Regions from separate parts of the Homo sapiens genome. Here regions 1 and 3 are each linked to region 2. Evidence: read pairs that join two places in POLR2A ChIA-PET (ENCODE). Cell type or tissue: OCI-LY7. All regions are shown on one strand. Each heading gives the region's core, and the rest is flanking DNA. Links, peaks and the distances in the headings are about the cores only. Region 1 holds the start of DCUN1D5 (defective in cullin neddylation 1 domain containing 5). Region 2 overlaps LOC124902740 (a long non-coding RNA gene). Region 3 has its middle 23 kb from the start of BIRC3.

Region 1 (11,131 bases), core at 2,960-7,959, 620 kb before region 2:
GCCTTTCTAAGAATAACTGCCTCTGCTGCAATCATGTGAACTGATCTTCTCTGTGCTGAGTGGTCCTCACCAGTGGCTTTCCATAACTGCTCACATGTTACCTATGGATTTTCCAAAGAAGTCATGCATAGCCATGGCCCAAGAATTTGCTGAATCCCATTCAAACTGCCCAGTGTAGATGACCCTATTTTCAATGGCTGAAAACATGGTTATTGTTAATATCCCTGCAACTAAAGATGAAGTCATCAAAAAGGTGGTAGTGATATAGATAAGAAAGCTCCATTATCAGAATTTGGGTGAGGATAAAAACCAAGACAACTCACTCCTTTTACGTATCTCCTTCATTGCAACGCCTTCCTTTGATTCTGTAAAATGCTTCAAAATATATCCTCTTGCTAAATATAGAATTTGATTTTTGTTTAATGTACTCTAAAGACCTCAACTGATACGTGGTTTTGTACCCTTTAGCAATTTTGATAACATTGTTATCAAAACATTTATTTAACATTTATTTTCTCATTTTTTTCAACACCACAATGCTGTGATGTCAGACAAGGCAAGTATTATTATTTTATCTTACAAAGAACAAAACTGAGTCACAACATGGTTAAATGTTTTATCAAGTTTGCAAAGTTAAAAAGGAAATTCATCAGTCTAATGGTGGTTCTTATTTTAACAAACCCTTTACACTATGCCACTTTCCAATGTTAAGTCTTGGAAGTGTATAGTGTGATAAATGCCTATTCAGCAAATACCAAAATTAGGAAACTACACTTAAGAACATACCCAGTGCAAGCTGTCTCCATTCAATTTTGGTCTTCTCTACCATCTCATCCAAACAAAAAGAGAGTTCTCTTCAGCAAGTCATCAAAACAATACAACCTCTGCCAGTAATTTTGGTTCTGTGAACTACTTTTTTTTAAGACAGAGTCTTGCTTTGTCACCTAGGCTGGAGTGCAGTGCCATGATCTTGGCTCACTGCAACCTCCACCTCCCAGGTTCAAGAGATTCTCCTGCCTCAGCCTCCGCAGAGCTGAGATTACAGGCATGCGCCACCACGCCCGGCTAATTTTTGTATCTTTAGTAGGAACAGAGTTTTGTCCATGTTGGCCAGACTGGTCTCGAACTCCTTGCCTCAAGTGATCCACTCACCTCGGCCTCCCAAAGTCCTGGGATTACAGGCATGAGCCACGGCACCTGGCCTGAACTACTTTTCTTCATTTGGGGTACATATTCACATATGGGAAAGCAAATCAGGTGTACTGCTTAATACAATTTCCCACCTGAGCACTTGTTCTTAGTCTTCCTGGTTAGGTTTCAAGTTGAAATTGCTCTGTCCTTGGCCAGCTGATATACAAGACATTGCTTTCTACCTATGATCCCACATCCAGAATTTTTTCGATTCTTACCTTTCCAAAAGCATCCAACCTAGGCAGCTCCTTTGAATCATTACTCTTTCTTCCTGTACTTTACTATTTTCTAAATTTTATTTTTTCCCATTCACTGTGACTTTTTAATAATTTATTTTAGAAGAGTTTTAATTTTGTGGAAAAATTGCAATGATACTACAGAAACTGCTCATATATCCCACACCCAGTTTCCCCTATTACTAATGTCTTACATTGGTATGGTACATTTCCCACAATGAATGAACCAATATTGATTTTTTTTTTCAACTAGACTTCACTTTTTGATAGGAAATGGTAAGTTTCTAGAATATGTGGGATGAGAGATATTGCTGTGACCACCTTTGAAGAATATAAACTGCCACGGTGAGGTATAAGCTGAAACCAATCTTATGCTTTTTCCTACTGCCTCTTTAAAACTGCACTGTGAACTCATTTTTCCCTATGCTTTGAACAAAATTTCAGTCCAGTCTCTTACTGTAGTAGGCTGTATTTACCTTTACTTGATGTTTCTCTCTGCAGGGGGATCATACATTCCTGCCCTCGTGACCTCAGGTGTAGCCATATGACTTGAACAGGATTAATGTGTCACTTCGGGGCAGAATCCTCAAGAGGCAGCATGGGATTTACCATGTTGTTCTTTCTCTCTGTCATGATGACAAGCAGTGTTCTAGGTAGTGACTGTTCCCTCAGTCTAGATCCCAGAGTGAACCACAGTCACAGCCAAGCTAAAATTGATGTGGTCTGGCACACCGCTTTAGGGTGTAGGGGGTAAGTGTCATGTGTTACACAGTTCTGCACCTCTGGGCCTCTCTAAAACACAAGGAGTTCTTGTAGGCTATACTGAAATGCCAAAACAAAAAATCCTGTCTTGACATCCCATTTCTACTATTCTCTTAGAGTTATCTTTCTGTAGATTTATGTGCATGAAAACATTTCAGAAAATTTTTAACTACAATGCTGTTTTAAAAATCAACATTAATATATGGAAGGGAGAGCATCTGCACAGATCCAGGACCACAATAACGCGGCATCCCATAAATCACTTAATGTCTGTGTTGCTTGTTATTCTCCCAAGTAGGAAAGTCCTATTTTAAAGAGGTGTTAAGAAAAACTAAACTATGTACGGAATATATAAATTAACACATCTTAGAGTACTATTTTTGGATACCTTGACAGAGATATAACTATTTTAAAAGATGTTTTTCATGGCTTTGTTTTATAACTCCCAAAAGCTAAGGGATGTATATGTGACCAAGATGCCAAATAGATAATAGAACTGGGTCTCAGTCTTCTTGCTTAATTACTTCCCTATTCAGCATAAGTATTATTATTGTTGTTTTTTTCCTACATCCTTCTGTATAATAGTAGGATAAGATGAAAGATAAAGGAAATTATCTGCCTTTCCTAAAGTCACTTGAGTGTCTTCTTTGGATCTGAAACCAGAACACACAGGCTTCTGCTTGAGGTAACTACTTCATCCCTCCCTTCCTTGTCATTACCTTCATTTAAAAAATTCTACTGCACGCCAGAGAGCCACAGTACTCTGTCATAGTTTGTTTCTGTATTAGAGGCATCTTTTTGATGCAAAATCATGTACTATGTATGCATTGGTGAGCAGCGGAAAATATTAAAGCCACATAACTAGGCATTTCTATACTTCTCATAGGTAGCAAGGCTATCAATATGCCCCTTTGTGAGAGTAATTGGGATGATGAAGAGCCAACTTTTGGGAATGGAGTTTTGGCAGTAGCAGTAGGTACTGACCAGACAAGAGAATGAAGAGGTAGATGGATGAGAATGGTCTACATGACCCAGAAATTGCCATCCCTTTAATATCATTGACAAGCATAGATTATGAACCCTAATTCCTATTCATATAATTCTCTTAAATGCAGATAGCATACATAGAGTCATATATTGCTTATTGACAGGAATACATTCTGAGAAATGTGTCATTAGGCAGTTTCATCATTGTGTGAACATCACAGAGTGTACTTATACAAACCTGGATGATATAGCTTACTACACATCTAGGCTATACGGTACAGCCTATAGATCCTAGGCTACAAACCTGTACAGCATGGTACTGTACTGAATACTGTAGGCAATTTTAACACAATTGTATTTGTGTATCTCAACATACCTCAACATAGAAAAGGCACAGTAAAAATACAGTATTATAATCTTAAGGGACTATCATCGCATATGCACATCTTGACCAAAATGTCATTACGTGGTGCATGACTGTATTTCTCCCTCCAGACTGGCAGCTCCATGATTGCAGGAGTCATGTCTGCCTTTTATATTCTTAAGCCCAGTAAAGCTCCTGGTTGAAGTGATGATTAAATATTTTTTGAATAGATAGACTAAATGAATACCACACATAGATCCAGCCTTTTGTCTTTTTCTCAGAGTATTCTATGGGTGTGAGTAAGCTCCTATCCAGTTACTGCATTCAGCTCAATGTCCAGGATTTCCAGGTATAGTGGGGTCTTCCTTAGTTCGAAAGTGATTCCTTATGGTCCAATGGCCTATGAACTAAGAAGCAATAATCTACTTCCCACTCTCGCCCAATAAATAATGGTGAAGAAGGGACACAATTATCACAATAAAAAAATTCCTATTTAAAAAAGAACAGAAGATGAGATGTGCAGTGGTCTTTGGTCTATAGCAATGCTGGTAGCCTGCAAGACAGGCATTATGAAATTCCCTACTCTTTGATCAGGCCCTGATTCTACTCTGTGGAAGGACACCCCTTTAACATCATCCTCTGAGATCTTTCTTTCTATCCTTTAGGTTTTATTCCATTTCTTTGGTCCTCCTTGGGAAAAGGGGCTGTTTAGCTTTTGCAGCTCACCAGTTGAAGAAATAAGTTTGGCTATCTCTAATAGTTTTGTCATTATCATTTATTTTGTGTTTTGTTTTGCACATTTTATATAAATTTTATTTAGGAAGAATATGCATAAAAATATCAATTTTTAAGTGTACAATTCAATGAATTTTGACAAGTATATATACTATTACTTCAATCAAGACATAGAATATGTTCATTACCCAAAAAGTTCCCTTGTGTTTCTTTGCAGTCAGTCTTCCCCGGCTTACTCCATCCCTGTCCCCAAGTGTCACTGATATGCCATTGCTATAAGTAAGTTTTACATGTTCTAGAATTTCATCAAATATCCAGCCAGCATTAACATCTCCAATTGCCACAGAGATGTTATCATATTGTTTAAACTGTTTGTGTGAGTCAAATTCAAATAAGAACTGCATACTGAAAATGATTGACATATCCTTTAAGTCTTTTAATTTCCTTCTCTCTCCTCTCGTCCTAATAATTTGTTGCAGAATTTGGGTCATTGTCCTGTAGACTTTTCTGACGTCTAGATATTGCTGATTGCATTGGGTATTTAACATGTTCCTCTGTCCTGTACTTTTTGTAGATGGTAGTTCTATTTAGAGACTTTATCTGATTCTGTTTTGATTTTGGCCTCAGGCATTTTTAAATGGGTTGAAGGATCATATACTTTGACATTCTTTTGGTTTTAAGTAACAGAGAATTGAACTAAATATGCAAAATAGTGAAATTTGTTGCTTCACATAAGTGAAAATTCCAGGGCATATCATGGATTTTGGGCTCATATCATATAATCACATCCTGGTTTTTCTATTTTTCTGCTTGATACTAGTCTCTTCTGAGTTTTGGCTTCATTCTCCATACCTTCTCTGGTTCAAATCCATAGGAAATAAAATTGCTTTCTGGTGGTTCAATTTTGTGTCATTGGCACTCATTGGCCTGGCCTGAGTATGTGTCCATCCTGAACCAATTAATAACACTAAGGAAATATGATATTCGGATTGACCAGATTAGGGTGCCATTGTGAGGGTAGTTTCACAGGAACCACTTCAACTATTACTCAAAGACTTTTAGTCTTCTCCCATCACAGTTGGTTTGCAGAGATTATTTTACCAACAGAATTACTAACGACTTTCTACTATGTCTTTACATACAATAACCATTATTTAAAAACAGTATTTCCACCTAAGTGGAGATGAATAGATTACAGTGTGTTTTGGGTCTAGGGGGAGGTTCCTTAGAACTGTCCCCCAAATTTCTCTCTACTGAGTCGCAGTCACCTACTGTCTCTTATCGGAGAGGTGAGCTCTGTGGAAATAATGGCAGAGCTAAGTTTCAATACAGGACAAAGTGATATGCAAAGGTAGGGAGAAGGGGGAGTGGGTGGCTGATCACAGGCCCATAAAAAAAACACGCAAGACACAGGGTGACAATGCATTTACGGGGTGGGAACACTTCAGGTGAGGTTATCGTGTGGAAGAGCTCAGAAGTGGAACTTGGTCTACTTTACCAGGTTGTTTTTAACGTCAACTGCAAAGTATTAGTAGTTTCACTTTTTGGCGGTGACTGCCAGCATCAGAGCGCGGTAGAAGCTTCATGAGAAAGGTCAGGATACCCTGGACAGGATACAAGAATTCCGCGGACTGCCGCAGTCGACGGGTCAGACAGCTTCGCTCTGCCTGGCCTACCTACGAGTGGCAGAGGCTAACCGGAACCACGCCCCTTCCCGGGACCGGCTCCGCGATTGCGTCACTTCCGGGCCTCAGCGATTCGCCTCCGGGTTAGGCTGAGCCTCTTGCTTGCTGTGACTGGTGGAGCTGCCGCGCTGTCCGCGTTATCTCCTCCCGGTGAGAACGAACCGCAGTGTCCACCGGCGAGGAGCCAGCCCTGTCCCGGTCAGAGAAAGACGACGAGGATACCTGGGAGCGGGCGGCGGCCGGGCTGGGCCGCGCCGGTGCGGGCTGGCGACTCTGCTCCTCCGCTTGCTGCTGTCTCTGGGAACTGGGTGCCAGCGCTGAGGGGCTTCCAGCGGACAGGGACCCCCTTCCCCGGCTCCCCTGCCCACCCTGCCGGGGAGGGCGGAAGATGCCGGTGAAGAAGAAGAGAAAATCCCCTGGGGTGGCAGCAGCAGTAGCGGAAGACGGAGGCCTCAAAAAGTGTAAAATCTCCAGGTACCATCTCCCCCCACCCTTCAAGCTTCCCTCCTCCCTCCTTTGCTGGACAACTGGAGGAAAAGGAGTCGGGCCCGGCCTGCCGGGCTGGGGCTGGAGACAGGTGAGGCCCCTTTGATCGAGCTAGGCTGTAGGTGCCGAACACCGCGAGTCTCCGCGCCCGACCCGACCTCGTGTTCGAGTGTGTGCACGCTGGCGTTTATGGAGAGACTAGAAGAGCCGCCCACGTTAAGAGTCTACGTGCCCTGCAGGGTGGGGAACAGATGCATATGTAAATTGCGCTTCCCCCCACCCCCACCCCCACCCCACAACCGACCCTCGATCCCCTACTCCCGTATCGCTCCTCTGCCTTTTTCTAGACTTAGAAGTGAGTACATATCCGCAGAAGGGTCACTTCTAGAATTTCTTTGTAGAGTGTGAAGAAAGCAGAACATAAGGAATCTTGACAACTGTCTTGGGAATGGTAGAAAGGAAAACTTGTATGCTATAATTGGCCTCCATATTTAGTATTTGGAGTGGCCTAACCCGGAAGGTCCCAGCAGGAGGCCTTTTAAATTGCAGGAGCCCCATTTTCTGGAAGTATAGTGCCTCACCTATGCCAAGTCCCTGTGTGCAGAGTTGGAAAGGCCCTGCATGCTTTTTGTCTTCTAGCATTCAGGACGCTGTTAGCTCTCAGCATAAATTAAATAATTTGTGAGCTCTTGTACTCTGTCCTACTGGTAAGAAAGAAGACAAGGCAGAACTATATAGTAGTAGCTCTTTGATCCCCTTGTAGCATATCATGGAGGCATCACAGCAAAATTTATGCTACAAAAAAACTGCAATTTTGGTTTGAGAAATGGTTTTTTTGTTTTTTTGTTTTGTTTTGTTTTTCTGAGACGGAGTCTTCCACTGTTGTCCAGGCTGGAGTGCAGTGGCGCGATCTCCGCTTACTGCAACCTCCGCCTCCCGGGTTCAAGCGATTCTCCTGCCTCAGCCTCCTGAGTAGCTGGGATTATAGGCGCCCGCCACCACGCCCTGCTAATTTTTTGTATTTTTAGTAGAGACGGGGTTTCACTATGTTGACTAGGCTGGTCTTGAACTCCTGACCTCGCGATCCGCCCGCCTCGGCCTCCCAAAGTGCTGGGATTACAGGAGTGAGCCACCTCGCCCGACTGAGAAATGCTTTTTTAAAAAATAACCATATTAGCTGCCTTTTCATCAATGGTTGGCACTTGATATGACAACTTCAGATGCTACTATTGAAAGGAGACTGTAGCCAGGATTATAAGAAGGAAATAATGATAGAGCTCTCCTTAAAGAGAGATCTGCTTAAACTGTGAGGTAGATGACTTACATAGTCTGCATCTTCTTTTTTGTAATTGGTCGACTTTTTTCCCTCATTACTGTGTTTTGGTAAAGGAGTCTATGGAGTATTAGGCTATTAATGTGAACGATGATACATACACCTCTTGTTTGTCAACATTAGAATTTGACATGGTTACTTTAGTAGCTCACATTTTTATAAGATACAGGCAAATTATTATTCATTTTTGTACTATATCATGGCCATCTTAAGTATATAATGTATTAAAATTATTTAAGTTAAGTACATTAAGATAGCTGAGCAGGCAGTATTATTAGAACTCAGGTGATACTTTGCTCTATCAATTTAAATTTTTAAATATGATACTCTTACTTTACTCAGTTACAGAAGTTCTATCATTTCTATATCATTGTGGTAGGGTAATTATTTGAGTTCCTTGAAAAAAGTTTCTCTGAAGGCCATTAAATTCTAGAGGCCATTTTGAACTTACCAAATTTTAGTTATTTTATGAAAAACAATGAAAATGATTTTATGAAAAAAATGAAATAGAATGAACAGAACCTAGGATTAAATAGCCTTGTCCCAATTATTTGGACTATTATTAACTTTTAGTGTTTTTTTGTTGTTTTTTTTAAATCTGTGTAATTTAATATACCCTTAGGTCCTAAGTCATCATTTATCTTTAAAAATCTATTTAAGCTTAGGTGATAAAACAACTCTTAATATAACATTTTATTTTGAAATATTGATTCATTAAGTATCAAAATATACTTTGTAAGAGTTTGTTTTCAAATATTTATCTATTACACACAAATAGAATTTCTATGCAAATCAATAGAATCATAATAAATATTTATACTTTCCCACCTACTAGGTTGAACTTCTTTGTAGTCTTTTAAAATGTGCGGAAATAACTTACTGATATTTTTGGATTTTGATACTGAGTGAAAAGGTATTTGGGTTTTGTTAGCCGATAATTCTTATGTATAGACTACTGTTTCAAGTTGCAATTACTTAACAACTTCAGTTTTTTTCCAACAATGCCAACCGAAGAAAAAAAAAACCTTTGTTTAATGTGAATGGAAGTTGTTAATTTTGAACTTAGTTTTTCTCTAAGAGTTGAGATGTGATAAAAATCTTAGGCGTCTGTGTGTTTTCTAAGCTATTGCAGATCCCAACCCCCTGCTAGACTAATAAGTGGAGAGGAACATTTTTCAAGCAAGAAGTGCCTGGCTTGGTTTTATGAATATGCAGGTAATGAAATTAATATAAGAAGATACTAGTCATATGCTTTAAAAAGTTTATTTGCCTTATTCATTTAACAAATTATCTGTTACAGGCCTGCTATGTGTTAGTGCTGTGTACTGGGATGAGGGTCAGGACTGAAGATTGTGGGTAGACTAAAAATTTGTTGCCAATTTAGGCTGATATTTCTTTAAATATATATTCGGTATATATTTACTGGGAGGGAAGAACTCATTTACTATTAATAAAACGTGTAAACAAAGATTCATTTATTTACATCTATTGGCTAAAGTAGTATTCTGGAAAATAAAAGGTACACAATAAAACATTTTTGTATTTGATATTGTGGAAAACACAAAGTACATAATAAAACATTTCTATTCAATATTCTCTTTTTGAAATTTTTCTGAACTAACATTTTCTGAAACTTTTGGGGAGACATAGTAAAAGATTTAAACCCCTCAGTTATAATTGTACAACACATTTACTTTTTAACAATTATCATTTAGCCATCCACTTCTACTAGAGATGCAATAGTAAGAAAATAAATAGACTGATATTAATACAGTGTGATAAATACTATATTCAGAAGATACACTGTGAGAGTTCATAGGAGGGATATATAACCCAGCTTTTAAAGTGTCATGGGAGTTTTCTAGAGGAGCTAACTTAACCTCAGCTAAATCTTGTAACTGGTGGATGAAGAGCCCTAGGCCCAGGATGGGGTTGTGTTTTAGAGGCGAAAGTCAAAGCCAGCCAGAGATGGGGCTGAAGAGTTAAGCAAATATATGCAAAAGAACACTTATACTATCTCATAAATATATATGGAATTTTTTTCCCCTTAGAATAGTTTTGTTTTTTTGGAGTTATTGATTTTAAAGCTTTTTTCTTTTCCTTTTCCTTTTTTTTAACCTGCTTCACTTTTTTTTCTCCTTCTTTTAATCACTATCATTCTCAAAATGTTTGTTTAAAATGGAAGTGTATATGTAGCTATTGCCTTATATTTAGTGCTCATCCACATTAAGGTCTAAAGTAGTATACTTTGAACTTGAGGTATAAGTTTAGGCTAATTGTATGGAATGTGAGACTATTTTGAAAGGGGGGCAGTAACTTTACTGTTGGAATCAGCTGAGTGATCCCAAAGTACAATTTTAAAATTGTTTAGTAACAGAACAGATTCTTTCTAGACCAGAAATAAATGCTATTACTGGCATCCCAAGACAACCACTAACCCAATTTAAATGAAGGGAATTCATTTCTTACTGACCTCCATTTAAAATGTTGACCCATTATCCCAAATGCCAGTTTTACTGGTATGAATGATATATAATCAAAAGGTCACCCATCTTATTTCACTTATAAAGGTTACTAGATACAATAGAAATAGAAAATATTTGCCTCAACTAGGAACTTTCCTAGGTAGTGTAAGATTCTAATTAAACATTTGTTTACTATATTAGCATTTTTAATAGCCAACATAATAATTGCATTATTCCAGGAATTGTCCCAGGTATATTATTTTTTCTTGTGACTGTTCTATTAAGTAGGTAGTATTATCACCACCTCCCACTACGACTTTATTTTTTGAGACAGGGTCTCACTGTGTCGCCCACGCTGGAGCGCAGTGCTGTGATCATGGCTCACTGCAGCCTTGAGCTCCTGGGCTCAGGCCATCCTCCCACCTCAGCCTTTCTAGTAGGTGGGAATATAGGCATGTGCCACCACGCCTGGCTAATTTTTTAAATTTTTTGTAGAAATGGGGTTTCAGCCGGGTGTGGTGGCTCACGTCTGTAATCTCAGCACTTTGGGAGGCCAAGGTAGGCAGATCACGAGGTCAGGAGATCGAGACCATCCTGGTTAACATGGTGAAACACTCTCTCTACCAAAAACACAAACAATTAGCCGGGCGTGGTGGTGTGCGCCTGTAGTCCCAGCTACTTGGGAGGCTGGGGCAGGAGAATGGCGTGAACCCAGGAGGCGGAGCTCACAGTGAGCCGAGATAACACCACTGCACTCCAGCCTGGGTGACAGAGTGAGACTCTGCCTCAAAAAAAAAAAAAAAGAAAAAGAAAAAAAGAAATGGGGTTTCACGATGTTGCCCAAACTGGTCTCCAACTCCTGGGCTCAAGTGATCTAATTGCCTCAG
Region 2 (7,478 bases), core at 2,479-7,478:
TCATTCCTTAACTATCCTCTGTCTGTACATATGTCCCATCTGAAGGGAGATAAGTGCTTCAAGCCAAGAAGTTAAAAAAAGGGGGGCCACAGGAACTCCATTGGCCCCATGTATAATACACCTGATAATTATCTGACATTCTTTTGTATTCATTTGTGGGTTTTTTGTTTGTTTGTTTGTTTGTTTGTCGCACTGTGCCCATTCTCTGGTAATCAATAACACCAGTAAGCAATAAAGGCAGGTTAATAAAGGGTGGAAAAGAATAGGAGGGTTCTTTGGGGCTGCATTCTTAGTGGCCTTCTCCACCCTCTCGTTCCCTAGAGATATACTATCAGTCTCCTTAGGGTGAGCTGAACAATGAGCAATAGCAATTTGAATAGGGAGGTGAACAGCCTGTAATAGAGCAGCAATTATATGCTAATTGGAAATAGGATTATCAGCAGAAGTTAAGAATCTGCTGGACTTCCAGATTGCCAATAGTGTGGCAGACACCCAAAGCATATCTGGAGTCAGGGTAAATAGTGGCAATTTTTCCTTTTGCCATTACACCAGCTCTAGCAAGATCTATACATTCGGCAGCTTGGGCTGACTTTACAGTGGACAAAGAGGATGCCTGAAGTGTTTCACAAGGGAAAACTATGGCTTCACAGTTATGTTTCCTGGAAATGTCATCCACAGAAGCCATTACAAAATAGAAATAAGTCTGGATTGTCTAAAGGAGTATCTAGGAGGTCTTCTTGTGGCTTTGAGACCTTTTCTATAGCTGCAAGGCAAACATATTGAATGGAGTGAGGCTCTCCATCATCAGGCAGGGGCAGTAGAGCAGCTGGATTTAAAGTGTTACAACAATGCAACATGATGGAGGAGCTGGTAAACAGGGCCTGTGCATAGGTGGCCTGCCATCTGGAGAAAGGTGCTGTATCTTATGAACTTGTAAGAGAACAGGCAGCATGGGGAACATATGGATGAATGAAGGAGTGTAATATCAGAATATGCTGGCTTTGTCAATTATTAGGGTGGTAGCTGTGGCTACTGCACATCGGCATGGGGGTCCAATTGACATGAGAAATATGCTACAGGGTGTATCAGAGAGGCAAAAAAATTGTTCCAAATATCTGCAGCAATCCCATTGTGTCATGGTGAGATGGGCGAAAAGGTCTGTCAAAATCAGGTTAGCTGAGAGCAGGGGATGTGGATGTTAATTTTAAGGCTCCGGAGGAGATTTATGGATCTGCAGGCCAAGAAAATGGGCTCAGAATTAATATCTGGGAGGAGGGTATAAAGGAGCTTAGCAAAGGCAACAAAATTAGGAATATATTGGTGGCAATAACTAGCTGCTCCTAGAAATTTACATAGATGTTTTTTTGGGAGGGGAATGCACAAAACTGACTCTAGGCATTTTGGGGCGAGCTTTTGAGTGCTCTGAGATATGACAACCTAGCAATTCAATCCTACATAAGTAACAGTTATTTGCACCCACTGAAGTTTAGGTTGGAAGGCTTTATGGCCTCTGTTGAGCTAGTGCCTTTAGGAAAATGAGGGAGTCTGGAAGAGTGGGTTGCTTAGTTCAGTAACAAACTAAAAGATCATATCGGAATAATGAACAAGAGTAGAGCCTTGGGTAAAGGACACAGAGTCTAAGCTGACTTTAAGGACTCGGGAAAACACTGAAAAGGACTCATGGTATCCCTGACCTATATGAGTTCATGTTCATTTTCTCCCTCTAAATGTGAATGTAAAGAGAAATTTTGAGTCAGGGCGCAATGGAATTGAACAGAAAATTGAGCAGATGTCAATCATTGTAAATCAGGCTGTATCAGCAGAAATTGAAGTAGAAATGTCAGCTGGATTAGGGACTAAGGGGTGGTGAAAAATCACAAAGGAGTTTATGGGCTCTTAGATCTTGTACAAATCAATAGATTTTATTCCTGTCTGAATCAAATGTTCCTTATTTCTTTACTGGCAAGATTAAGGTATTACAGAGTAAGGAAGGAAATAAAGACAAGAACACCCTCTGTAAAAGACAGTCTATTATAAGTTTGTTGACCTAAAAGGAAGAAGCTGAGGCAAAATTAAAGAGTTTTTCTGTGCCAAGGCTGAGGATTGCAGCCTGATTCCAGGTTGCCTTGGCAAGCCTTTGGGAGAACAAAGGAAAGGCTCAAGTTTTTAAAGAAAAAGGACGAATCAGGAGAGGGAGTGATTACAAAATACGTTCATCAAGAATTCTCACTGATTTACAGAAACACATTGGTTAGTGATTGTCTATACGTTGTTAAACTATAGGGTATATGACATCTTATGGCTGTATGGCATCAGTTAGTCTATAGCTCATATAGCACATATAGCTTCAAGAGGTAATTCTTTAGCTCAAGGGCGAATGAAACCTGACTGCTGTTATATTATAAATACCTCTCTGGGCCTGATAATTTAAAGGAGTTTGCATTCCTTAGATAAAAAGGGTTTTTTTTTTTTCTTTCTTTCTCAGGTTTAATTTCTTGCTCTGCATTTTGTGAGAGGGCATACTGAGCTACTATCAGGAAAGATTTATTCTTTTCCAGGCAATAACTACAGGCTCCACACACAGTAGCAATTCAATCTCATTGGCATGTGAGGCTGGGAGATGAGTTGAGACATCTTTAAAGGTTGCTTCCTCTTCAGAGGATTTAAAATCAAGATGAATTTCCATTAGGGAAAGGAGGAAGTCTAAGGCCAGGGAAATAAAAATGCTTCTCTCTTTACATTGTATAACACATCTCCACCTAACAGGTTTGTTGGTGAGGACTCAGAAACTAGAAAACCTTGACTGAAAACACTCCCACAGGGTTGACAAGCATTGCATATTGGTTTCTAGAGAAATACAATTATAATTCAGCATTAATCAGGCTGCACTTTGGCCCACTTCCTTGTTGCTGAAAGGCACATAGCACTAGAATCTGAGCATCTGCAGATGTAACCACATTGTTCCTCTGGATAGGATTGCTGACATTAGGGTTGTAAGACTGTTTAAGAGTTGATTTGCATCCCCATTATTCCTACAGACAGGATCTCTGACATAAGAATCATACGTTTTGTTTCATACCCTGAATTCCAGCATAGAGGAATGGGATCAGCATGAAAATACAGCTTCTTCAACTCCCATGTCATTAGTTTACCCTGTACCCTTCAACCAATCAACAATCTCCACACTTTGGCCTACTCCAAAATCCTTAAAAACCCTAACCCCAAAATCCTCAGGGAGGTGGATTTGAGGTTTCCTCTCATCTCCTCGTTTGGTGGCCCTACAATTAAACCTCTTTCTCTGCTGCCCCCAATATGTGTCTCCGCATATTGATTTGCTGTATACATTGGGCAATGAATCTATTAGAGTTACATGATGGGTGTTAAGAAGGCCTAAGGGTATTGCAGTGGCCTGATACATGGGCAATGAAATACGTTGCCCAGAAACTCCAATAGCTTGAATAGAAGCAGAGGTGACAGGGAGAGAGATCCTCTGAGCAGATGGTAGGGACAGTTGCACCAGTGGCAATTAAGTATTACAGTTCCCAGCTGGCCCTGTGGCCCATGTCTATAGTCTGAGGCTGAGACAGGAGGATTGCTTGAGCCCAGGAGTCCAGTCTGTGCAACATAGCTAGAGTTTGTCTCTTATAAAAAAAGAAAGAGAATTTCAGTTCCCAATCCTCTACTGTAAGTTTAATAGTGGGATCTAGGGGGTGACTGAAAATTAGCTGACCCCATCAATCGATGGGGTATTGTCCCACAGAAGAGAGAAAGCTGACCTTGTGAAGGTGCTGGGGTCTAGGGAGATTGTTATTTAAGCTTTCCTTTCTCATAAGTCTAGGACAGCTGTTTTTCCAATGCCCTTGTTTTTTACAATATCTGCAAACATCTGAAGACAAAGCTCTGTGGTTGGGGAGAAAGGTGAGTGGGTTTTGAGTTTTCCCTGGAGTTATGATTTTGTTTTTGTAAAGAATCAATTTTCAAAGCAAGTACTATTGACTTTAATCCGTTTTTCCTCTTATTTTCCTGCAAGTTATTTTTAAAGAATTGCATAGCTCCTTCTATAATAACATTCAGAGAATGACCTGTCCAGCCAATGACACTATTTTGGATTTGCCTCTTTGTATCAGGGTGATTTCTAACCAAGGCAGAATTTAAAAATTGTTCATGTCCTAGGGCTTCAGAATTTAATGCAGTGAACCTTTCAAAAGTTTGTATAAATCATTCCATATAGGCCTTAAGATGTTCCCCTTTCTTCTGAGTACATAATTCAACCCTAGACCACTTCACCTTAGAGGAAAAGGCCTCTAATATTGTCCCTATCAGGCCCCATAACTCAGCCATTTCCTGGTCAATTGTAGGAGGACCTGGGAGAAGTTCTGGCCACTTATTCCCTCTAGAGGTAAGACATTCATTTGGGGGCTTTCTGGAATGTCTGATAACCACAGTATAATCATGGGTGTAAAGAACACCCCTTAGTAGCCAGTGGAGGTTCCTATGAATGGGGTTATAAATGGCCACTAATCTTTCTAACTCCTCTCTAAATTTGATAGGCTCTTTCAAAAGTGGAGACAAAAGGGCTTTGTAATTTAGAAGATCTGTTTCTGTCCAAGGGACATGAATTCTTTGCAGTAGGGATCCAGGATATATTCACAGGAGGCATTGTATAGGAAGGTCTGTGGCTGAGGAGTCTGATTACAGAACACCAGGAAGTAGGAGGAGTTGTAAGGTACAGCAAAGCAAGACTAGCTGCACGTACCAGGGCCTGTGCCAGGTTTATTTTCTGGCTGTCAGCATTGACACAAGTGACCTGTATACTCTGAGCCTAGAGATCAGGCTGGAGTGCTCTCTGAAAATTTTGCAAGGAAAGGAAAGATAAAGCAGGCAGTTGATGTTTAAAGGATTTTCTAGGGAAGCTGGAGTTTTAGAACTTACATAAAAATTTGTGGAGGAGGTGGGACTGGATTTGGAGGAGAGTTTAAGCCAGTGGCCCAGAGATCAAAAGATCTTCTGGAGGATCAGGGACTGGAAGTTGGAGATAAAGGGGTATATAGGAACTGAAATTGTCTCCTTGCAAGTTTCACCCATTGTTCTTGGAATACATGTTTGCCTTCTTCACATGAGAGATTCCATATTTTTCAGAGAAAAAGATCTCATACTTCTCCCACCCTGAACCACTTTTCCAAGCTCCGTTCCTCCAATTCTTACTAACATGTTCCTAGACCTTTCACCATCTCCTTACATGCCCTGTTCTCAACATCCTTCTGATATTGAACAAAATATTCAAGAAGAGCTGTGAAACAGATGAGTACAACATAATTGAAACTGATAGCCTTAGGCCTATTCTAACAGTGTAAACATTTCAGAGCTCAGGGAATCCCTAAAGATGATCTAGTCTAAGCCCTTTACTTCACAAATGAAGAAACTGAAGTTAATTACTCATCAGAGCAAGGCACAAGACAGGCTCCTGGTCCAGTAGATAGTCAGGAGTGGACCCAAGCCTGGAATTTCAAGTTAATTATCTTATTCTATTTGAATTCTTATTCTGATGCAACACGGAAAACCCCCTGTTAGATCTGCAAGATCTAGCTCCCTGCCAAAGACTATTTATTCTCTCTAAAGAGATGATGAAATTATTTTAGAAAGAGGGCCAAATGTCCTATTTGAGAGGAATAATTTATAGTCATTTTATCTGTTTCTCATGAATTATCAGCTTCTTGGTAGCCTTTTAAAGAAAGGGTTAATAAAATAGTTTACAACTTGTTAAAAGAGCTATAGAAAATTATATTAAGTTCTTATATAAACTCTTTGTATGATACTTAAATTTTTTAGGTCAAACATAAACTGAATCTCAGTAAAAATTATAAGACAGAGGCAATTCAGCTTAAACCATAAGTGGTCCATGTCATACATCTTTTATCTCCTATAGAGAGAAAAATAAACTTAAGACTAATTTTTTAGAACAAGAAAGGATAACCCATTTGCATCCCTATTTATCACTTCCTTTCACTGTGTTCACTTTTTTCAGGAAAAAGTAAACCAAATCAAGTAGAAAATGTCAAATTTTTAGTGAAGACATTTAAACACTTCAAAAGGGTGAGCAGTTACATTCCTTTTAAAGAATTCTATCTTAATATTGATGAGAGAATAGTTAAAAAAGGATCATAAGGCCTCCTTTGCATGTAATATGTATAACGTATAGTGAGACAATTTGTAAATAATCTAGTGAAAAACTGGTTTTACTAATCTGTTTCCCTAAAATAAATCTGCCTATTTGTAATTGAGAACTTCCTGGAAAATGAACAATAAACACATAAAAGTTTTACTTTTATGTGCATTACAAACTTCGGCTGTCAACAATTTGCACAAATTATTTTGGGAAGAATCTTCTTATATACTCTTCCCTCTGAAAGACTGGTAATTTAAAATAGGAAAATGCACAATCATACAGTGTTAGAATTGCATTAGAGAGTCACATAGAGACCACTCTAGATTTTTTTTTTTTTTTTTGAGATGGAGTCTCACTCTTGTGGCCCAGGCTGGAGTGCAGTGGTGCAATCTCGGCTCACTGCAACCTCCGCCTCCTGGGTTCAAGCAATTCTCCTGCCTCAGCCTCCCGAGTAGCTGGGATTACAGGCATGCGCCACCATGCCCGGCTAATTTTTGTGGTTTTAGTAGGGATAGGGTTTCACCATGTTGGCCAGGCTGGTCTCGAACTCCTGACCTCAGATGATCCACCCGCTTCGGCCTCCCAGTGTGTTAGGATTACAGGCATGAGCCACTGCAGCTGGCCCACTCTAGATTTTTATCTTGAGAATTGCAGATAACCCTATTGGGTCAGTTTTCTTACACTGTAATCATCCTCACTTTTGATACTTCCATCTACTTCAGTGGTTTTCAAAGTGTGGTCTGGTAGCATAGACAACACCTGAGGACTGGTTAGAAATGCAAATTTTCAAGTCTCACATTAGACCTACTGAATCAGAAACTCTGGCGGAGGGGGCAGCCCCCATATTTTCATAGGTCTGCCAGGAGATTCTGATGCATGTCAAAGTTTGAGGATCAATGCTAGTCCTCTATAGCAATCCACCACATTTTGTTCCTTTATCCTTCCAAAGTTTTTACCCTTACAGGAACTATATCACCCCATAGAGATAAGAAAGGAAAAAGCAGCCCCTGACAACTGAAAGCTGGCCTGGCACTCATATTTAGGCCTTGGTGTGGAACATAAACAGTTTCACTGAACATTAACGTCAGACCAGAGCACTCTGTGATCATGACAAAAACAAGAGCACTCCATCACGATGTCTGAACAGAAAAACAAACATGTCCAAACCACAAAAATAACCAAAATATCCCCCATCCTAGCTAATATGAGAGGATCTTGCCTCTGCCAATTAAAGTTTTAGACTCAGTTTATTCCTGCCCCCTTCAATAAGATTTGTTAAAATACCCAGTCATAAAATTGCCTCTACTCCCTT
Region 3 (11,131 bases), core at 3,144-8,143, 180 kb after region 2:
AGACTTAGACTCCCCACACAATAATAATGGGAGACTTTAACACCCCACTGTCAACATTAGAAAGCTCCATGAGACAGAAAGTTAACAAGGATATCCAGGAAGTGAACTCAGCTCTGCACCAGGCAGACCTAATAGACATCAACAGGACTCTCCACCCCAGATCAACAGAATATACATTCTTCTCAGCACCACATCACACTTATTGAAAACTGACTGCGCAGTTGGAAGTAAAGCACTCCTCAGCAAATGTAAAAGAACAGAAATTATAAACTGTCTCTCAGACCACAGTGCAATCAAACTAGAACTCAGGATTAAGAAACTCACTCAAAACCACTCAAACTACATGGAAACTGAACAACCTGCTCCTGAATGACTACTGGGTACATAACAAAATGAAGGCAGAAATAAAGATGTTCTTTGAAACCAAAGAGAACAAAGACACAACATACCAGAATCTCTGGGACACATTTAAAGCAGTGTGTAGAGGGAAATTTATAGCACTAAATGCCCACAAGAGAAAGCAGGAAAGATCTAAAATTGACACCCTAACATCACAGTTAAAAGAACTAGAGAAGGAAGAGAAAACACATTCAAAAGCTAGCAGAAGGCAAGAAATAACTAAGATCAGAGCAGAACTGAAGGAGATAGAGACACAAAAAAACCTTCAAAAAAATCAATGAATCCAGGAGCTGGTTTTTTGAAAATATCAACAAAATTGATAGACCACTAGCAAGACTAATAAAGAAGAAAAGAGAGAAGAATCAAATAGATGCAATAAAAAATGATAAAGGGGATATCACCACCGATCCCACAGAAATACAAACTACCATCAGAGAATACTATAAACACTTCTACACGAATAAACTAGAAAATCTAGAAGAAATGGATAATACACCCTCCCAAGACTAAACCAGGAAGAACTGGAATCCCTGAATAGACCAATATCAGGCTCTGAAATTGAGGCAATAATTAATAGCCTACCAACCAAAAAAATCCAGGACCAGACGGATTCACAGCCGAATTCTACCAGAGGTACAAAGAGGAGCTGGTAGCACTCCTTCTGAAACCATTCCAATCAATAGAAAAAGAGGCAATCCTCCCTAACTCATTTTATGAGGCCAGCATCATCCTAATACCAAAGCCAGGCAGAGATACAACAAAAAAAGAGAATTGTAGACCAATATCCCTGATGATCATTGATCCAAAAATCCTCAATAAAATACTGGCAAACTGAATCCAGCAGCACATCAAAAAGCTCATCCACCACGATCAAGATAGCTTCATCCCTGGGATGCAAGACTGGTTCAACACATGCAAATCAATAAACATAATCCATCATATAAACAGAACCAATGACAAAAACCACGATTATCTGAATAGATGCAGAAAAGGCCTTCGACAAAATTCAACAGCCCTTCATGCTAAACACTCTCAATAAACTAGGTATTGATGGAACGTATCTCAAAATAATAAGAGCTATTTATGACAAACCCACAGCCAATATCATACTGAACGGGCAAAAACTGGCAGCATTCCCTTTGAAAACTGGCACAAGACAGGGATGCCCTCTCTCACCGCTCCTATTCAACATAGTGTTGAAAGTTCTGGCCAGGGCAATCAGGCAAGAGAAAGAAATAAAGGGTATTCAATTAGGAAAAGAGGAAGTCAAATTGTCCCTGTTTGCAGATGACATGACTGTATATTTTGAAAACCCCATCGTCTCAGCCCCAAATCTCCTTAAGCTGATAAGCAACTTCAGCAAAGTCTCAGGACACAAAATCAATGTGCAAAAATCACAAGCATTCCTATACACCAGTAACAGACAGAGAGCCAAATCATGAGTGAAGTCCCATTCACAATTGCTTCAAAGTGAATAAAATACCTAGGAATCCAACTTACAAGGCATGTGAAGGACCTCTTCAAGGAGAACTACAAACCACTGCTCAATGAAATAAAAGAGGATACAAACAAATGGAAGAACATTCCATGCTCATGGACAGAAAGAATCAATATCATGAAAATGGCCATGCTCCCCAAGGTAATTTATAGATTTAATGCCATCCCCATCAAGCTACCAATGACTTTCTTCACAGAATTGGAAAAAACTACTTTCAAGTTCATATGGAACCAAAAAAGAGCCCGCATTGCCAAGACAATCCTAAGCCAAAGAACAAAGCTGGAGGCCTCATGCTACCTGACTTCAAACTATACTACTAGGCTACAGTAACCAAAACAGAATGGTACTGGTACTAAAACAGAGATATAGACCAATGGAACAGAACAGAGTCCTCAGAAATAATACCACACATCTACAACCATCTGATCTTTGACAAACCTGACAAAAACAAGAAATGGGGAAAGGATTCCCTATTTAATAAGTGGTGTTGGGAAAACTGGCTAGCCATAAGTAGAAAGCTGAAACTGGATCCCTTCCTTACACCTTATACAAAAATCAATTCAAGATGGATTAAAGACTTAAATGTTAGACCTAAAACCATAAAAACCCTAGAAGAAAACCGAGGCAATACCATTCAGGACATAGGCATGGGCAAGGACTTCATGACTAAAACACCAAAAGCAATGGCAACAAAAGCCAAAATAGACAAATGGGATCTAATTAAACTAAAGAGCTTCTGCATAGCAAAAGAAACCATCAGAGTGAACAGGCAACCTACAGAATGGGAGAAAATTTTTGCAATCTATTCATCTGACAAAGGGCTAATATCCAGAATCTACAAAGAACCCAAACAAATTTACAAGAAAAAAACAAACAACCCCATCAAAAAGTGGGCAAAGGATATGAACAGACACTTCTCAAAAGAAGATATTTATGCAGCCAACAGACACATGAAAAAATGCTCACCATCACTGGTCATCAGAGAAATGCAAATCAAAACCACAGTGAGATACCATCTCATACCAGTTAGAATGGCAATCATTAAAAAGTCAGGAAACAACAGATGCTGGAGAGGATGTGGAGAAATAGGAACGCTTTTACACTGTTGGGAGTGTAAATTAGTTCAACCATTGTGGAAGACAGTGTGGTGATTCCTCAAGGATCTAGAACTAGAATACCATTTGGACCAGTGATCCCATTACTAGGTATATACTGAAAGGATTATAAATCATGCTACTATAAAGACACATGTATATGTATGTTTATTGCGGCGCTATTCACAATAGCAAAGAATTGGAACCAACCCAAATGTCCAACAATGATAGACTGGATTAAGAAAATGTGGCACATATACATCGTGGAATACTATGCAGCCATAAAAAAGGATGAGTTTCTGTCCTTTGCAGGGACATGGATGAAGCTGGAAACCATCATTCTCAGCAAACTATCACAAAGACAGAAAACCAAACACCACATGTTCTCACTTGTAGATGGGAATTGAACAATGAGAATACTTGGACACAGGTCAGGGAACATCACACACCAGGGCCTGTCGGGGGACTGGGGGGTGGGGGAGGAATAGCATTAGGAGAAATACCTAATGTAAATGACGAGTTGATGGGTGCAGCAAACCAACATGGCACACATATACCTATAATAAAGTATAATAATAATTTTTTAAAAAGCATCTGACTATTTTAACTTTTTGGGTAAATGGGAATTAAGTGACTTACTATTCTTTTTTCTTTTTCTTTTTTTTTTTTTTTTGGAGACAGAGTTATGCTCTTGTTGCCCAGGCTGGAGTGCAGTGACGTGATCTCACTCACTGCAACCTCCATCTCCCAGGTTCAAGCAATTCTCCTGCCTCAGCCTCCCAAGTAGCTGGGATTACATTCGCATGCCACCACGCCCGGCTACTTTTTGTATTTTTAGTAGAGATGGGGTTTCGCCATGTTGGCCAGGCTGCTCTTGAACTCCTGACCTCAGGTGATCCATCTGCCTTGGCCTCCCAAAGTGCTGGGATTACAGGCGTGAGCCACCGCACCCGGCCACTATTCTTATAGATAGGAATGAATTTATTTCCCTCCTCCTCTGTGAGAGCTATCTTTTTGAAAAAAGTAGTTTATTGTCTTTACTGGTTATAAAAATAACACATACACCATCATAAAATTAGAAAATATGGACAATTAGGATAATGAGTATGATAGCTAATAGTTTTTTAGTATGTGTGATGTGTTCAGTGCTCTTCTAAATGCTTTACATATGTAAATATGTTAAATTCCTCATATTAGCCATGAGGTAGGAAATATTATTGCCACCATTTTGCTGATGATGAAACTGAGAGGTACGGAGGGGCTAAGTTTTTTTTTCAGGGTCACACAACCAGATAATAAGGATCACAAATAATCACACTGTCTAGAGACAATCATCATTTCAGTGAATATGTTCCGTGCTTTTCTTTATCATATCTTTATTTAAATGAGATATTAAATGACAATTCGTAACCTGCATTTTTTTTAGTCTGTCTTATTTATTTGTTACTCAAAAAATCTTATTTTTGACTAGATTCAGACTTGGAAGTAGAAACTCACAGAGAGGACAGTCTGCGTCTCTTGGCAATCTGTTCTTGATGCTTCTCTTTAGCCTCCTTCATTCTCTTGGCCAAAAGTTTAGCATATTCTGCAGCTACTTCCTTATTTTCCTTAATTCTCTGTTTCTTCAGAGCAATATGCCACCATTCGTGCTGCAGAACATGTGGAGTAACAAGATACTTAGTCGTGGGTGCTTTGGTCCTAGGTTTCTTACCTTCTTTGTTTAAAGCCTTTCTTACAACACACTGGTGGACATCATCATCTTCAGAGAGACTGAAAAGTTTGCAGATTCTGCTAGCTCTTTTGGGCCCGAGATGACAAGGCACCATAGTATCAGTCAGTCCAGGAATATCCTTCTCTCCTTTTTTTACAATAACCAAGTTGAGAATGCTCAGATTGGCATCCACAATGCAACCACGTGCAGATTTTTGCTTTCTTTTTCCAGTTCTTCTTGGTCTGTAACAGGCATGCCTTTTATTCAGCAGCAGGTGGACATGGCCATGGGTCAAGACACCCTGATTCATAGGGAAACCTTGTTTGTCGTTCCCACTGTTGATTCAGACCACATAACCCTTCCATTCTTTACCCAGAGCATCAGCAGCAACTTCTGTGGCCATACACTTCTCATAAAAAGTATGAAGTTTGTGTTCATTGTCCACTTCAATGAGTTTCTGGCAGGCAGTGGCCAGGAAGATGTTCAGCTTCATCTTGAAGCAGCTGATCGCCTTCGAGCCACCATGAAAAAGAGCTGTAGCCTGCATTTTTAACTTAATAATATTGCATCAGCTGGACATGGTAGCACATGCCTATAGTCTCAGCTACTCAGGAGGCTGAGGCGGGAGGATTGCTTGAGCCCAGGAGTTTGAGACCAGCCTAGGCAATATAGTGAGACCCTATCACTGAAAAATTTTTATAATTATCAGGGCATGGTGGAGCATGCTGTAGTCCCAGCTACTCGGGAGGCTGAGGTGGGAGGATTGCTTGAGTCCAGGAGTTAAACGCTGTAGTTAGCTATGATCACACCAGTGTGCTCCAGCCTGGGCAACACAGCAAGATCACATCTCTATTTAAAATAATAACAACAATAATATTGCATGGATAGCTTTCCATGGCAATAAACACAATCTTCACCATCATTTTTATGGCCGCAGTGTTCCACTGTATGAAGTTATGTAACATAGCCATTATATAGTACTTTAAACAATGTTGAGATGAACATCTTATCCATTCATTTTTTGTTCACCCCTCTGATATTTTATCTTGGTACAAATTTCGAGAAGCATTGTCACTAAATCCAAGAGAATGCATCAGTTTATTTTGTATACTTGAATCTAGAGATAATTGTATTTTTTATGCATTCTTTTTATCACTTTTCTAGATTGAATATTAATAACAAAATGGATAATTAGGTGCCTTCCCATTAGAGAGGAAACAGATTGCTATATGTTATTGTTTCAAATCAAACTACTCTCAGTAAATTTGCCAAAAATAAACAGATGAATATATTTCCCCATGAGCTCGCTGGGCTTCTTACAGTTTGTCACACTGGAAACATGTAATGGTGTTGTTAGCACCTTCTAGTGGTGAGAAAGCAAAATCTGACAGTGAAGCCTAGATTTGTACGTGTTGTGTTAAAGTAAAAAATCCAAACAGGAACAGAAAACCAAACACCGCATGTTCTCACTCATAAGTGGGAGCTGAAAAATGAGAACACATGGACACAGGGAGGGGAACATCATACACCAGGGCCTGTCGGAGGGTGGAGGTCAAGGGGAGGGAGAGCATTAGGACAAATACCTAATGCATGCGGGGCTTAAAACCTAGATGACAGGTGCAGCAAACCACCATGGCACATGTATACCTATGTAACAAACCTGCACATTCTGCATATGTATCCTGGAACTTGAAGTAAAATTTAAAAAAATAAAATTAAAGAATACAAAAAAAAAGTAATCTATAGCTTCGTGGTATTTTTACTTTTACTTTTTACTTTTCTTTCGTTTTGTTAATATGACTGCAAAGACTAGGAAAGTCCAAAAAACAAACCAGATATTTTGATGTTAATATGAGCATAATTTCATCTTAAGTGTGAAACCATGTATTGTAGTTCAGCTCTAAAAGGTCAAGATATTTCAGGGAATGTTAGGTGTTTTTTTTAAAAAAGGTCAACTTTTCCCACCGTCTCAGACTTGTAAACACCTACGTAAACTGTAATTGTCTTTGTGGTTAATTACTTCTTTTTGTTTTTTTGGATACGGAGTCTCACTCTGTCACCCAGGCTGGAGTTCAGTGGCCGATCTCTGCTCACTGCAACATCCGCCTCCTGGGTTCAAGCAATTCTCCTGCCTCAGCCTCCCAAGTAACTGGGATTACAGGTGCCCACCATGCCCAGTTAATGTTTGTGTTTTTAGTAGAGACGGGGTTTCGCCATGTTGGCCACTGGTCTCAAACTCCTGAACTCAGGTGATCCGCCCACCTTGGCCTCCCAAAGTGCTGGGATTACAGGCATGAGACACTGTGTCCTCCCAAAGTGCTGGGATTACAGGCTTGAGCCATCGTGCCCGGCCTGTGGTTAATTACTTTTTATTTAACTTCCAGCTCAGCATAATACCACTGACTCATATTTACATAGAAATGCTAACAGGATAGTATTGTGCTAGATCACATTCATCTGGCAACAAGAATAGAAGATGTGACATTGTACATTTAGTAACAAAAGAAAATGCGGCCCTATTAAGACTAGAAAGTACTGAAGAAGAATTATCCTCCTATTTTTTCCAATTGCATAGCCTGCACTGAACGGTACAGCGGATCTCTGTCCTCATCTTATGGTGAGAAAATTTAAAACGCCACTATGAAGATTATCTGTTTGACATGATTCAGAACTGTGAACATCATTCATTTGGCTCTTCCCTTATATGACAAGTCTTCCTAAGTTTTTCTTAGTTTCTAAGGACATTAAGAATGTCCTAAGAGTGTTTCATAGTTCTGAGACTTAGACCTAAGATTATAATAGAGTTATGACCAAGAGTATAAGATCAGTTGTAACTCCTTCTATCTGTGTCCTTCTGTTTCCAGAATATTCCTCCCCACCGGAAGCTTGGGTAGCCTCACTCACTGCTGTTGGCACCACACCTTCTGTAAGAATAACAAGGTGGTGTGCTGAGGAGGCAGTGAGATACCACAGGACACATGAGAAATTCATCCAGGTTGGGCTCAAAATAAGCCCTTCCTGGCCAGGCGTGGTGGCTCACACCTGTAATCCCAGCACTTTGGGAGGCCGAGGCAGGTGGATCACCTGAGGTCAGGAGTTTAAGACCAGCCTGGCCAACATGACGAAACCCCGTCTCTACTCAAAATACAAAAATTAGCCAGGTGTGGTGGGCACCTGTAATCCCAGCTACTTGGGAGACTGAGGCAGGAGAATCGCTTAAACCCAGGAGACGGAGGTTACAGTGAGCTGAGATCGTGCCACTGCGCTCCAGCCTGGGCGACACTGCGAGACTCCATCTCAAATTAAATTAAATTAAATTAAATTAAATTAAATTAAATTAAGTTAAATTAAAATTTTAAAAAAGCCCTTCCTAGCAGAGAAGATGGTAGCAGCATTTACTGGAGAAAATTGGACAATCTGCCCCTTCCTTTCTGAAAGCAGCTTTTTAGAGGGTGGACAGTTGTTGCTGCACAGAGGTTGCTCATCCTTATTACTGCTGCTGTGTACCTTTCTCTGTGTTCTGGAACTCTTCACTCAACAGTCTTTACCAGAGGCCCTATTCTAGGGGCTGCGGATGCCATGAACAAGACAGGCAAAGTCCTGTCCTTGGTAAGCAGACATTGTAGTTGGGGAGACAGTGCACAAGTGGATAGTGGATATGCTCCAAAAGAAAAGACAGTGGGATAGGAAGGAGACAGCAGTGATGATTCTAGAGAGATGCTCAGGAAAGCCCATCTGGGCTTTCTGTAAACCAGGAAGATTTCATATTTGAGCTGAGATCTGAAATAAGTGAGCCATGTGGGAAGGTCTAGGGGCAGAGAGAACAGCAAGTGTGGAGCCCTGGAGGGGACTGAGCCTAGTGCTCGTGAGGAACAGGAGCACTGCCAGGGTAGCCAGGGGGAGTGCAGGAGGTGGGTGGGCAGGTGGGCAAGAAAGGCCATCGCAATAATGAGGTGTTCTCCACGGCAAAGCAAATATTATAAGACAGTCTCTGAAAACATGCTGATGGCCAAAAATTTGGATAATCAGTAATAAAATAAATGATAAGTGCCACACTGTAACTAAACTGCAATGAAATTTCCCTCTAAATGCATCTGGAATTTAGCTTCCCCAAACCAAGGCATTTTCTGGAAAATGTTATTAATTCACTCAAGTATGTTTTCAGCACATAGAATATGCTTAGCACCTACTAATGGATGGACATATAGTGTGTGGAGTTCATAGTATAGCAAGAAAGAAGCACGGCAAAGTTCAAATAAATCTGGATTTGTGAATCATGGTGAGTGTCATGGAGAAAGATATCAGGGGGATGGGAGCGAAGATAACAGGAGAGGTTGGGAGGAACATGCCTTGAACAGATTGCCAGCCTCCTGTCTGGGGAAGTTGCATCTGAGCTGAGACCTGAACATGAGAGGTGCGGTGGGAAGACAAGCCAGCTTCCAGAGAGTGGGAACATGTGTCGAGGCCTGCACTGAGCTAGCGGCTGGAGTGGAGTGAATAAGGAGAGAGAAGCAATAGGAGGGGAGGGAGCTGGGCTTCTCAGCCTTGGCACTGCTGATATTTTGGGCTGGACGATTATTTGTCGAGGGCTGTCCCGTGCATTGTAGGATGTTAAGCAGCATCCCTGGCCTGTATCGCTAGATGCCAGTAACACCTTCCTTTGCTCCATCCCAAGCTGTGACTACCAAAAAAGGCCCCAGACATTGCCAAATGTCCCCCGGGGGGCAAGAGAAGCACTGGGTTAGAGGCTCAGGCAAGGCCAGGACAAGCAGAGCCTTGAAGGCCATGATAAGGCACTTTATTCTGAGTCTGATGGTGTTATAGAGGAAAGTTATGCTCCCCAAAATTCATATGTTGAAGGCCTAACCACCACTGTGATGGTATCAGGAGGTGGGGCCTTTGGGAGGTGATTAGGTCTTGAGGGTAGAGCCCTCATGAATGGGAATTAGTGGCCTTATAAGAAAATACAGGAGAGAGTTTGCTTCCTCTCTCCCTGCTTTCTGCCATGTGAGGATACAAATCAGATAGATATCTGTAAACCAGGAAGCTGGCCCTCACCAAGTTCCACACCTGCCAGTGCCTCCATCTTGGACTTCCTGGCCTGCAAAGCTGTGAGAAACAGGTGTTTGTTGTTTAAGCCACTGAGCCTATGGCAATTTGTTAGAGCAGCCTGATGTGACTAAGACAAATGGAAAGCCATGGAAAATTCCAAGTAAGGGAAATACGTGATCCCAATTACACCATAGGTAATTGAACCATGTATTATTATCTTTGAAAGTTCTCTTTCAAGAGTATTGAACCATCAGGGTCACTACTATTTTGACTAGAACCTGTCAGTTCCAGTTTACCTTCAGCTTGTGTCTCCCTGCATCCAAATCTTGTGTTAGGTTCACTCCCTGGAGTAACTTCTGCTGGTTCAGACAACCACCACCACTGACGTTGTTTTAAGCAGGCCACTGGGGAAGAGCATGGACTGAAACACACTTTGCCTATCTGAAACGTGGGGATCTTATCCATCTGAAAGAGCTGTTGCAAGAATAAATGAAAAAAGTGCCTGGCACAGCATCTGGACATACTGGCACTCTGTAAGTCTTAGAAGGAGGTAGAACAAAATACTGTGGCAGACACAGAGGTGTGCCCCTCAGATCTCTTTTCAAGAAAAAATTTTGCTGCTCAACTGCCAAGAATGCAGTGAGCTGGCAGCCTCTGCTGTTACTACCTCCAGAATCTGCCACTTTTTAGCTAAGGTCATGTTCTTCCTGGAGGGGAACCAGGGCCTGGATATTTCTGCAAAATGCAGGACTCCTCTAACAGGCACTATTGCTCCAGAGCTCTCTGTTGGGTGGGTGGAGACTCAGATCTGCAACGTTGTCTGAGCTTTTCCACCCAACACCGCCTCTCCAGTCTCTTTCATTTTTCGTGGCATTACTTCCCACTAAGCCTCTTGCACTAACTCTGTCTCAGATCTGCTTCCCGGAGGACCCAGCTGATGCATCTCTCTATTTACTTTGCCCCCTGCCTACAACTTTCTTCTTTTTCTGTGCTTCAGATTGCAGAGTTTTCAGGAAACTCTTACAACCTTCCTCCTCTGTGTTCCCACAAAATTTTGTTTATACCTTTATTATAGAGAAGGAGAAGGGAACAGTACTTATTGAACACCTGTTGTAGGCCAAGAGCTGTACTGAGGAAATTTTGTTTATATATCCACACTCACTCTTGAGTTTTCATACTAGCCTGGGAGGTAGAGTTTATCATTCTTATATTGTAGATGAAAACTCAGAGTTGCAGTGGTCTGTATTGCAGAACAATATTTCATTTCAGTCTGATAAAGGACGCTGCTATTTATTTTCATTAGACTACTAAGCATTTAATGTACTTGATTGTACTTTATCTGATTGCATGTCTACTTTTGGGGAGTGGAAATGCCTT

What was found. ChIA-PET counts read pairs that join two places held together with the same protein. Peaks named below come from ENCODE experiments on the same cell type or tissue, not always from the same donor. Only the 100,000 strongest peaks of a DNase experiment are listed, where the experiment ranks them.
Region 1: POLR2A ChIA-PET joins it to region 2 with 6 read pairs; 1 of 35 experiments calls an interaction of 5 or more read pairs at or near these places.
Region 3: POLR2A ChIA-PET joins it to region 2 with 5 read pairs; 5 of 35 experiments call an interaction of 5 or more read pairs at or near these places.

The regions. Positions count from the first base shown.
Region 1 is chr11:103,087,090-103,098,220 of GRCh38, reverse strand. DCUN1D5 (defective in cullin neddylation 1 domain containing 5) reads left to right here and starts at 6,061. Exons shown (of 8, transcript NM_032299.4): 1 at 6,061-6,434; 2 at 8,903-8,994. The coding sequence starts at 6,349. RefSeq lists enhancers at 5,607-5,656, 5,727-5,776, 5,706-6,323, 6,324-6,941 and a silencer at 6,467-6,761. In OCI-LY7, for the core only: no CTCF peak of the experiment used is centred there; DNase peaks (open chromatin) are centred at 6,000 and 6,630; H3K4me3 peaks cover 2,935 bases; H3K27ac peaks cover 668 bases.
Region 2 is chr11:102,474,271-102,481,748 of GRCh38, reverse strand. The region is part of intron 1 of LOC124902740 (a long non-coding RNA gene); the gene reads right to left. All of the region lies in intron 1 of LOC102723838 (a long non-coding RNA gene), which reads right to left. Among named protein-coding and RNA genes, the nearest start is that of TMEM123-DT, 25 kb to the right of the region's middle. RefSeq lists a silencer at 4,799-4,848. In OCI-LY7, for the core only: no CTCF peak of the experiment used is centred there; DNase peaks (open chromatin) are centred at 4,748, 6,928 and 7,228; H3K4me3 peaks cover 2,152 bases; H3K27ac peaks cover 3,292 bases.
Region 3 is chr11:102,289,124-102,300,254 of GRCh38, reverse strand. It overlaps the pseudogene RPS6P17. Among named protein-coding and RNA genes, the nearest start is that of BIRC3, 23 kb to the left of the region's middle. In OCI-LY7, for the core only: a CTCF peak has its summit at 6,064 (motif pointing left); a DNase peak (open chromatin) is centred at 6,054; H3K4me3 peaks cover 583 bases.